Linked DNA regions of Homo sapiens: region 1 is linked to region 2. A link is an interaction called in ENCODE POLR2A ChIA-PET data of the cell type or tissue named here. Cell type or tissue: MCF 10A. All regions are shown on one strand. Each heading gives the region's core, and the rest is flanking DNA. Links, peaks and the distances in the headings are about the cores only. Region 1 overlaps CHCHD6 (coiled-coil-helix-coiled-coil-helix domain containing 6). Region 2 overlaps LINC01471 (long intergenic non-protein coding RNA 1471).

The links. Peaks named below come from ENCODE experiments on the same cell type or tissue, not always from the same donor. Only the 100,000 strongest peaks of a DNase experiment are listed, where the experiment ranks them.
Region 1: POLR2A ChIA-PET joins it to region 2 with 5 read pairs; 1 of 35 experiments calls an interaction of 5 or more read pairs at or near these places.

Annotation. Positions count from the first base shown.
Region 1 is chr3:126,924,254-126,929,629 of GRCh38, forward strand. The region is part of intron 6 of CHCHD6 (coiled-coil-helix-coiled-coil-helix domain containing 6); the gene reads left to right. Among named protein-coding and RNA genes, the nearest start is that of PLXNA1, 56 kb to the right of the region's middle. In MCF 10A, for the core only: a CTCF peak has its summit at 2,677; a DNase peak (open chromatin) is centred at 2,638.
Region 2 is chr3:127,522,477-127,527,852 of GRCh38, forward strand. All of the region lies in intron 5 of LINC01471 (long intergenic non-protein coding RNA 1471), which reads right to left. Among named protein-coding and RNA genes, the nearest start is that of LINC02034, 12 kb to the right of the region's middle. In MCF 10A, for the core only: no CTCF peak of the experiment used is centred there; a DNase peak (open chromatin) is centred at 3,085.

The DNA of each region.
Region 1 (5,376 bases), core at 259-5,258, 600 kb before region 2:
TATTTATGTGATATAGAGAAAATGTCTGAAAAAGGTATGTTCCTGACGGGAGATAATAGTTATCTCTGGTTAGTTCGGAGAAGTTCAGGATTATAAAAAGGGTCAACAGGGACTATAGCTTTATCTGAAATGTTTATTTAAATATATATATTCACACACACACTCTCACGTATAGCTTGTATAATTAAAAATTAACAAGACTACAAACACAACCACAAGGAAAGGAACAATAATGACTTGGGCCAGGGGTGAGGGAGGTTCCCAGTGCAATTGGGCATCAGATCCCTAAGCTAAGGGTGACCCCATGAGACAGGCACTGTCCCCAGAGCTGGGTTCCTGGTTGTGTGAGTGGGAGAGACTGGGAGTGTGCTGTTTGCCAGTCAGGGCTTGGCTTCTGACCCTCTGAGGTGTATGAGGCAATCTCCTTTCCTCGTGAACTTGAGCTGTGGTTTTGAAATGTCCTTTAACTGGGGACCTGGTGCTCAGTTTGCGGACATGTGAACACCTGAGGCACAGATGAGCTGTGATTCTGGGTGAAGCCAGAATGGGTGGGCCTGGAGGACCTCTCCTCCATGGACATGCTGAGGCTCTTGGGTCAGAAACCCAGCAGCCAGGAGCTGAGGTCGCAGGAAAGGTGGGTGCCTTTCCTTCCAGGCCTCCATCACCTGCCTTTCATTCAGGCCTGGCTCACTCACTTGCTCAGGAGCTGCTGGCCAGGTTTTTGCGTCTGTCATTTCATGTGTTAGTGGGGAGTAATGAGAGATGAAGCTTGCAGCAGTCAGTATAGCTTTTGTGCTGTCAGGTGCATCCAAATGCTCCATCAGGAATGATGTTGAACCTTTACTGGAGTAAATGAAACTTAGGAATTAGGCAGTGGTTTTCTGCTCCTCATTCTGTCCTGTCACCACGAATAATCAAGTGCTGGGTGCCTGGCACTCCATTTGGGGCTGTGCTGTGCAGGCAGGCAGTAGACAGATTGGAGAGGCTCCAGAAGGAGAGACCAGAATGGTTAAAGGGTTGAAAAGGTAAACACACGGTTTGGGCCCCCAGGAAAGGAGAAGGCTGACCAGAGGGTGGAATTTTATTCCTCTGAGAAGGAAACATTGTCTGAATAGTATCAGGGCTACAGCCTTGGACTGCAGCTGTGAAAACTTAAGTTAGATCTAGCAAAGAACTTCCTGATTTGCAATGAGGCATTATAATGTGATAACCAAGGGAAGTTGTACAGCGCTCATCTTCCTGTGTAAATGTTTAAGAAAAGCAGCCATGTCACTCTGCACTAGGAATGTAGTATACAGCCAGCCCTCTTCCTCATCTGACCATGAGCCGCAGAAGGGCTACTTCCTCTGCCACAGCATCAGTGTTCTGTCTCTGTCTCCCTTGGCTGGCAGGCAGGCAGCCAGCCACCATGCTTCTCCTAGGAAGTATCATAGTGGTTTTCTCTTGGACGCTGCTTAGAGCAGGGAGGCCTTCCGCCTTTTAATGGCTTACTCTCATAACCCCTGCTCCAGCACCGGGGGCCACCATCCACAGAAGAGAGCCACGGAGGGCCTGGAGTGTATTTGCTGCATAACCTTCTTCCCCCTTATTTTTTTAAATCATCATTTCTCCTTAAAGACAGGATTAAATGATGGTGATCTAGAACTTAACCTCTGATTCAGTCCAGTCAGCCTTTCCTGAGGCTGGCTTGGTGGCGGGCTCTGTGCCAGAGAGGATATATAACAATGGACGAGACCATCCTGGAGGCCCTTGCCTCCGCTGCAGAGCACAGACGCACTCCCAGCCACCGCGCTTGCGGTATCCCTACCTCCCTGCTTAGGACTCTCGTTCCTCTAGGCTCAGCTCAAATGTGTCTTTCTTTATAAAACTGAAAGGCTGTCTAAAATCCTCCTGGCCCACCCAAGACAGAGTTAGCTCTGCCCTCTTTACTGCCCCCAGAGAACCTGGGAGGCCCAGGGACAATACATGGCTGCCACTTACATGTCTGTTTTGTACTTACATATTCAGGCATTGCATTTTGCTAGATGATAGGCTCTTTGCAGACAGGAACCTTGTTTTATTCATCTTTGTATCCTCAGGGTCCAATACTTATGAACTCAAGGAATACCAAATGGAGGAAGAAATACCCCATGACAGATGGTGAGTGCCGCAGCTGTGAATGAGGAAAGCACTCCCACAACAGAGAGGATGGCAGGACTAGCTTTGCCTGAGTAGTGTGGCCTCAGAGATGAAATGACCTTGTGCTGAGCCAAGGTGAAGTGGACCAGGGCAGGCTGTGCAGCCAGGGGTCATTGTGAGTGGAGACTCAGTTGGGCCTCTCTTCCTGGAGTATTAGGGGAAAGATGGGGACCAGGCATGCTGGTCAAGAAGCAAACATCCGAGAGGGTAGAGATGAGGCTGGTGGGACAGGGTGGTCCCAATGTGAAGAGCCTTTGGTGCATTCTAAAGAATTCGAGATTCATCCTGCAGGCAGTGGCAAGTCATAAAAAAGGCTTTTAAGCAGGGAATTGATATGATTGGATTTGTGTTTTAGAAAGAGATCTGGCAGCATTTGGGAGAACCAAGCAGTAATGATGTTGAGAGCAGAGACAACACTGCCAGCCAGGAATGACTCACCCATTGCACAGATATTCCACTCCCACGCCGGCACTGTTCTGGGAATACGGTTGTGAACCGGCAGGAGGCTTCCTGCTCTCAGGGCAGAGAGACAAATGGTCAGCAACAAAATAAGATGATTTTATACAAAGTGCAATGAAGAGGGAACAGTCGGGTAATGTGAGAGAGGACAGCCAGGACTCTGTCCATCTGAGGATCAGGGTGATCTCTGACATTCAAGCAGAACTGAGCTGGGCAAATACCTGACTACTGTGAGATTCTGGCCTCTAAGCAGCAGCTGTGGCCAAAAGGAGAGCTGGGCCCTGAGGGAGGTGGCTAGAGAGGTGGCTGGGGAGCTGGCAAGCGCAGGGCAGCAGGGAGGCTCCTGACCAAGGCATGGGGCATGCGCTGAACATGAGCATCAGGAGCGTTCGTCTGCTGTCCACCACCAGGGATGTGTGTGGAGCAAGGGCCCCCTAACTGTCCCAGTGCCCAAACGAGGGGGCACAGGAAGCTGTCTGGGGGGTGGTGGGCTCAGCACAGTCCTGTTGGGTTCTAAATGCTGAAGTGTGTGCAGAGGGCGTCTCATCCAGCCAGCTCTGAAAGTGGCAGCTGCAGGCTTAAGGGGAAGGGCAGCCCCACTGTGCACAGGCTTCAGCCCAGTGCTTTCTGAGTGCTCAGAGATCCATGACTCAAAAAACTGGGCTTAGAGACTACAATTTATTAATCCCCTCCCCTCGACTGAAATGAAAATGGCATTTCATTCCCAGCTCTATTAATGGACTCACTTCCGGAATAAAGCCAGCGTCCCCACAGGCAATGGCTGGGGTTCTTCTCCTTTGTGTCACTTTTGTTTTCTTTTGAGTGTTACATTTAGATTAGCTTCTGGAGGGATTAAATGTTATTACAGTTGAGGAATCTTTTTTTCTTTTTTTAATCAGTAGAGAGGTTACCGCTTAGCATCATTGCTGTTAGATTTATTTTCTTAAGTCTTGCAGCTTCCCCTATTCCTGTTCTTTAGAGAAAGCTTTGCATCAGTTATGTCTAGTTATTTGCGCCTTGAGGGAGCAGCCCTCATCACAGACAGGGCCTTTCCATCCGCAAGGCAGAGCTGACGCACCCCTGCAAGATGCCCCATGTGGTGTGCACACACAGCTCCTGAGGACACTGCCCTGGGGGCAGGGGTAGGAAGTTGTTCATTGGTAAAGCGTTTCCCTCAGGTCTGCCTACAGTAGACCATAGTACTCAACCCAGGGAGGCTGCAGCAGCTCCAGGCTGCGATGACTTCCGTGAGAGCCCACCAGAGGGACTGCTGTGGCAGAGGCTGGTGAGACCCATCTCCTGGCATCTGGTTCTTATTGGACCAGGGTGGATGTTGCAGAAAGACTGATTTCTTCTGCGGCATTGTGTAAAAGCATATCCATCTTACCAGACCTTGAAGTTTAAAGGTTAGAGACAGGTATCAGGTGATTGTTTTCAGGATCTGATAGCCTCTAGACCATGGGAAGAAAGTTCACATTCAGGGCTGGTTGGGGTCTCCACCCACCACCATCACAGAGCCCTCTGTGTCTCTGTACATGCCTGCCAGGAGAGCCAAGCCTGAAGGGTTCACCATCAAAGGAATTGTGTCCCCAGTGCAGGCTGGCCGCACGTCACCTGTGGCACTCCATTCATGCCTGCCCCATGGTGGCAGCTCCAAGCTAGAGTAAAGCCCTGTGAGACCTAGCTTGCCTATAACTGTTGGTCACTGGTTTTGTTTGTTTGTTTCTGGTGTAGCTAGATCCAGGAGAGTGAAGTCCAGGATTCTAACACTAGTCCAGTCTCCCTGGGAAGCGGAGGCTCTCTATCTCCACTGAGCCATACTTTCTGAGAAAGCACTATGTGTTCCAACGTCATCATTCCCACTGTCCCCACCACCACACACACACAGATGAGGTCCGGAGTAACTGCTTAGTGGCATCCCTGAAACTGCAGGCCCCGTAGCTGGATGGACCCTCAGAGTCATCTAATCCAGTTAGATACAGGTTGGGGTCATTCATGTGTGGTCACCCTGGGAACTCTACTTCCTCTGCTGGAACAAGTTCAGTTGCCAGTGCCCATCCTCACACCTCCCATTTCATCTCTGTATAGCCCTGGCTGTTAGAAAAGAACTCTCTCTGATGGAAACAGCTCAGGGCTGACTCTTGGGAGCTTCCTAGTTCTGCCCCCTGAGGCTTTATAGAGCACAGTGACAAAGTACCTGTGCATGCAGCTGGGCAGATATCTGAAGATAACTTTTATGTCCCCCGTGTCTTCCTTTTCCTTCAACTTTATCCTTCTCTGACTCATCCAGTGAAGCAGACACCTGACTTGGAGTCCCTGTCTCCTCTCCACCTGCTCCCTTTTAGAATTGGGCTCTGGGGAGCCAGAGCAGATAAGCAGCCAGAATGCAGTGCAGGCATCGTCTCTCTTGTCTGGTGGCTGATCTCTGTCAGCAGCATGTACACTGGGTTGCAGCACTGAACTCACCATGTTGTCTGCTGTCTCCTTGGCTGGGCCCAGTAACTATTCATATAAAGCTTCCTGTGAACTCGCCTCCATGCATGGCTACTAAGTGCCCTGTTTAGACTTGAGTACAGGACCTTATGTTTATTCCCAGTAAACTTCATTCTGGTAGATTCAGTTCAGCCCATAGAACGATTATTTGAATATATAGATTCTGTCATCTCTCTCAACTCTCTCTCTCTTTTTTTTTTGAGACAGGGTCTCGCTCTGTCACCCAGGCTGGAGTGCAGTGGCACA
Region 2 (5,376 bases), core at 282-5,281:
CATTATTTCTACATGGCTTCTCACTCTTTACTTTTCTGATAACTGTTTAAGTTATGCTCCAATCTGTGAACACATTGAGTATGTGAGTAGGAAGACAAGACACACAAAACTCTTTTCCTCCACCTCACTGTCTTCCCAGCTCTCTGGTGAGTTGGCGCTTCTGTCTGGATGAATGCCATTTCCTTCATGTGTGTCTCTTGGTTTGCCTTGCTCTTCTCCAACTGATCCTTACATCGACAACTTCTCCACATGGAGATAGAAAAGCCCATCCCTGACAGCCTCTCTAGCTTCACTCCACGGGATGGATCTTCATCAGAAAAGTCTTACATTGAGTCTCAAAGAGATAATTGCACACCCATGTTCACAGCAGCAATCTTCACAACAGCAAAAAGATGGAAGCAATCCAAGTGTCCATTGTCAGAGGAATGGATTAACAAAATATAGTATATGAACACAACAGAATGTTAAATATTCAGCCTTAAAAGGGATGGAAACTCTGACACATGCTACAACATGGATGAACCCTGAAAACTGTGCTAAGTGAATAAACCAGTCACTGAAGGGCAAACACTATATATGATTCCACTTATATGAGGTCCTTAGAGTGGTCAGATTCAGAAAGTAAAATGGTGGTTGCTAGGGGGACTGGTGGGAGGAGAAATGGGAGTTAGTGTTTAATAGGTACAGAGTCTCAGTTTGGGAAGAGAAAAAAGTTCTGGAGACGGATGGTGATGATGGTTGCACACTGAGTTTTACACTTAACAATGGTCAAAATGAAAAATTTTGTTATGTGCATTTTACTACAACTGAAAAGTTTTTGAATTTTTAAAAAATGCCTTATGTTGAAGTTGATTTTCCTCATGCAGGCAAGGCTCCAAATCTGTTGCCTTGAAAACATTATTTGATTCTTCATGGTTTATCCTCTTGACCCAACTAAGAGATGGTATTTGGCTTGGGAATACCCTGGGATGGGATGGCCAGTGCAGCAATGACTACCCCAATCTGACAAGCTCTCCAGGAAGGGCTATCCGTGAGTCACACAATTAGGTGGTGTCAGGAGACAACCTGGGCTTCCCAGGCCCGCAGCTCTGGACTGTGCTTCTCCCCAAGATGTACACTCAGACGTGCGTTCATGTGCACAGAAACTTCTGGTCGCGCTCTCTAGGAACCCTGGGCAGTGTTCTGCTGAGTCTTGACACCCTCCCCTGGATGCAGAGGGTGCTGAGGACTGAAGGTGTTGGTAGGAGGGCCCTGAGCAGCACTATACATCTGTTTCATAATCTGTTGCTTTTCTGCTTAATATTCTATTGTAACTATCGTTCTGCACCTCTAAGTAGTCTTCTATAACATTTCTTAAAGGTTGCATAGCACTCCCTTGTATGAATGCAAAATAGATGATTTAATCAATTCTTTTTTTTTTTTTTTTCAGATTGTGGTTGTTTCAAAGTTTTTGTATTATAATTGCCCCTACAGGGAACACACTTGGAGCTGAATCTTTACTCACTTAATTATTACCTTGGAATAAATTACTACAACTAGAATTGTTGGTTCAAAAGGTATGTGCATTTTAAAGGCTTTTGATACAGATTGCAAATTGCCTTCTCAGAAATGTTCCATGAATGTGCACTCAGACCAGCAGGGTGTTCGAGTCCCCATTCCCTACACCCCCCGCCAACACTGGGTCCTATCTCTTTTGTGCCTCATCTCTTGCCAATTGCACTAGTTGTTGTTGTTTTTCTTTAAGTATCTTATTGTTGTTTGCATTTGCATTTCTATGATCGCTGGTAATGTTGGGCACTTGTCATAGATTTATTAGCCACTTGCGGTTCCAAGTCTTTTGTCTGCATCCTTTGTCCTTTCTCCCCATAGAGGCTCCCAGCTTCTCCTTAATGACTGATAAAAGCTCTGAGTGTACCTGTTTTCCTGAGCGGGGCCCAGCTGCGCTCGGCACCCTCTCTGGTTGCTATGCAGATGTGCCAGTGGCAGGCCCAGTCGCCATGGCCACAGATGCCCGGGTCTCAGCGAGGAGCAGCGTGGGGAGAGGTTGCCATGGCAATGCTACCCAAGCAGGGCCTGGCTCCCCTCCCACTCTGCAGAGGCTGGGCTGTGGGGCTGCGCACCCAGGCAGAGGCTTCTCAAGCTGCAGAAAAGGAGGTGAGCAGAAGTTTGAATATTTCATCCCTGAATGTGGAGACGCATGATAAGATTAAAAGACAAAGCCGCTCATCGCAAAACTGAAAAGTTATGTCCCATGGCCAGACCAGACAATGCGCTAAATGAACATTTTTGTTAATAATATTGCAATTATCTTGTGATTTGTACAATTGTGGTGCATTATTTGTTTAAAGTACTAACTTATTAAAGTAACCACTTAAAATATAGATCAATTTCTTAAAACCATTGAGACATGCCTTTATTTTTTAGTATGCCAAGATCCTCCAAATAAATAAATACATGGGAAGTGCCAGGGCTTCCTGCTTTTCCCAGTCTTGGGGATGGTCTGGCACCCCATCTCGCAGAGTGCATGGTGGCCCCCAAATTTACACACTGAACTCTATGCCCAGTACCTCAGAATGGGACTGCACTTGGAGATGCAGTAGTTCCCACTTCTCTGCTGTTTTGCTTTCTGAAATTTTAGTTACCTACGGTCAATCACGTCTGAAAATATTAAATGGAAAATGCCACAGCCTGGGCAACATAGTGAGACCCCATCTCTACAAAAAGTTTAAAATCTAAAAACTAGCCCGACATGGTGGCGTGTGCCTGTGGTCCCAGCTACTCAGAAGACAGAGGCGGGAGGATCGCTTGAGCCCAGGAGGATCACTTAAGCCTGGGTGACAGAGCAAGACCCTGTCTCAAACAAAAAGGAAAAAAAAAAAGGAAGAAAGAAAATTCCAGAAACAAACTATTCATAAGTTTTAAATTGCACACCGTTCAGAGTAGACTGAAAAATCTCGCTGAGTGCAGCCCCATCCAGCTTGGGTGTGAATCATCCCACTGTCCAGCGTCTTTATGCTGTACCTGCAACTCCCCCATCTGTGAGTCATCAACATCGTCTGCTCCTGACATCCAGCCTGCAGTGTCATCACGGCTCAATGGTCCAGGGTAACCACAGCAGGTGACCCTCCCTCTGACGTACGTATCATCAGAAGGTTGGCAGCAGCCTGACACTATGTCACAGTGCCCACGTCACTCACTCACGAAGGCATTGTGTCATCTCACAGCCTCACAGAAAGAGTGAGTGAGGCACAATCGGGCGTTTGGAGTAAGAGAAGCCACACTCCCATAACCCTTATAACAGTATGTCCTGTTATTGTTCTATTGTATTCATGGTTGCTATTGTTAATCTCTCACTGTGCCTAATTCATAAATTAAACTTTATCATAGGTTTGTACATGGGGGGAAGTTCAGTACTATCCACAGTCTCCAACATCCACTGGGGGTCTTGGAGCACCCCTTGCAGATCAGGGGGACTCCTGCAGAGTCAGTAAAGAGGTACTTAAGTTAAAACGAGTGGCTCATAACCCAATATAACTGGTGTTCTTGTAAGAAGAGATCTGGACACAGACGCACAAAGGGGAATGACGAGGTGAAGACCCCGGAGGAGGAGACAGCCACCTGCAAGCCAAGGAGAGGGAGGCCTCAGGAGAAACCGCACTGACACGCTCCCCTACTGCACACACCACCCAAGAAAGAACCCCAGATGGGGCTGGCTTCCTAGGAGGTGGGAAGCCAGCCTCATCCCCTTGATTACAGCTGGGCAAACTGAGGCTGACACTGCTCTATCTCCTTGGGGCAGCAGGAAGGAAGGAATCACTCCCTTCAAACACCCCCCCAGCTCTGGGCCATCCCTCGCAGGCCCAAGTTCTTTCTGCCCTGGATTAGGGTGATTTATATCTTTTTCATGCATTTATTTATTCATTCCATTATCTAACTCATATTTATTGAACACCTACTATGTGCCAGGCACTGGGCTAGGCATTGGGGAGATCGTGGTGAGCAGGACAGACAAGATCCCTGCCCTCACGGAGCTCATGTGCTGGTGGGGACGGAGTGTGCACATGAAGTCTAAAGAAAGGAGATCATTTTAGAGAGGGGCTCCGAAATGCCGGGGGCTGGCATGACAGTTACTAGGGACCAGAGGGACTGGGGCAGGGAGACAATGTCGAAAGGGTGATCAGGGAAGGTGACATTTCAGTGGGACTCAAATGACAGGGAGCAGCCCATGTGTGAATGCCGGAGGAGGTGTGCTCCCAGGGAAAGGAGCTGCGCGTGGACATACCTGCATCTGGAGAGAGCGTGGGCTATCAGAGGAGCGGTGAAGAGGGCAGTGTGGCCAGAGCACACTGAGCAGAGTGAAGAGGAGGGTGAGATGGGGCCCCGGAGCTGTGAAGGAGGACCTTGTCTTGAACCGTCCTCAGGGACAATGTGCCAGGGGAGGGTCCAGCCTCCAGGCTCCTCCTCTGCCAGCCCCATCTGCCCCTGAGCAGTTGCCTGGGAGGCAGCAAGGAACATGAAGAGTCACGTGGATTCTGAAGACAAAACTAAACTGGAATCTCAGCTCTGAACCCCCAGCTATGTGACCTTGATTGTGTCATTTTCTAGAAGACACTGTCCTTTGCAGCCCAGACCCCTCCTTCTGGACCAAGGTATTTGGGAGTGTTGAAGGCTGAAGCCTGACAGCTGCGTCCCTGGGTAGTGCCCTTGGATAGCAGCAGCCGCTTCGCCCAAGGTCACACCCCTCCTGGGGAGGAAGGGGGCTTTGGTAGGCATCCCACATCCAATGTCTGGCTGGTGAGGGGGTACAGAGTCCTGGCCCCTTAATTAGAAGTTAAGAACCACTCTGAAGGGCCATTCAGGTAGGAATGGCTGAGGCTTCTGTTGCCCGCAATCAACTTCTCCCTCTGCCCAGCCCTCCTTCCCTCACTCCCTCACCAGTGTCGAGCCTGAGCCTACTCCCTAATAAACTTCCTGAATGCAAATCTTCATCTCACAGTTTCTTTCCCTGGAAAACAGACCTAAGACGCACTTCATTTCTCTGGAACTTAGTTTCTGCAGATTTACTGAGTTGCAAAGCTTAAAAGCAATGATGTATGCAAAGCTCCTGGTCCAGGACATGATAAGTCTTCAATAAATGTCACTTGTTCTCTTTTCTGGCCTCCCTGTGCCCTTTGGTCTCACACATATGTGTATCTGCCATTGAGCTCAAGCCAAGGCCTTATACAGGGTAGATGCCCAGTGTGTTCTGAATTGAGTCAATACACAATATATGACAAGCATTGCACTTGTCACATTTATTAGAAGATGAAGTGGAAATGGTTCATTGTCCCCCAGTATCCATGCTCAATTTCTCTCATAGAAATAAAACTCTAGACT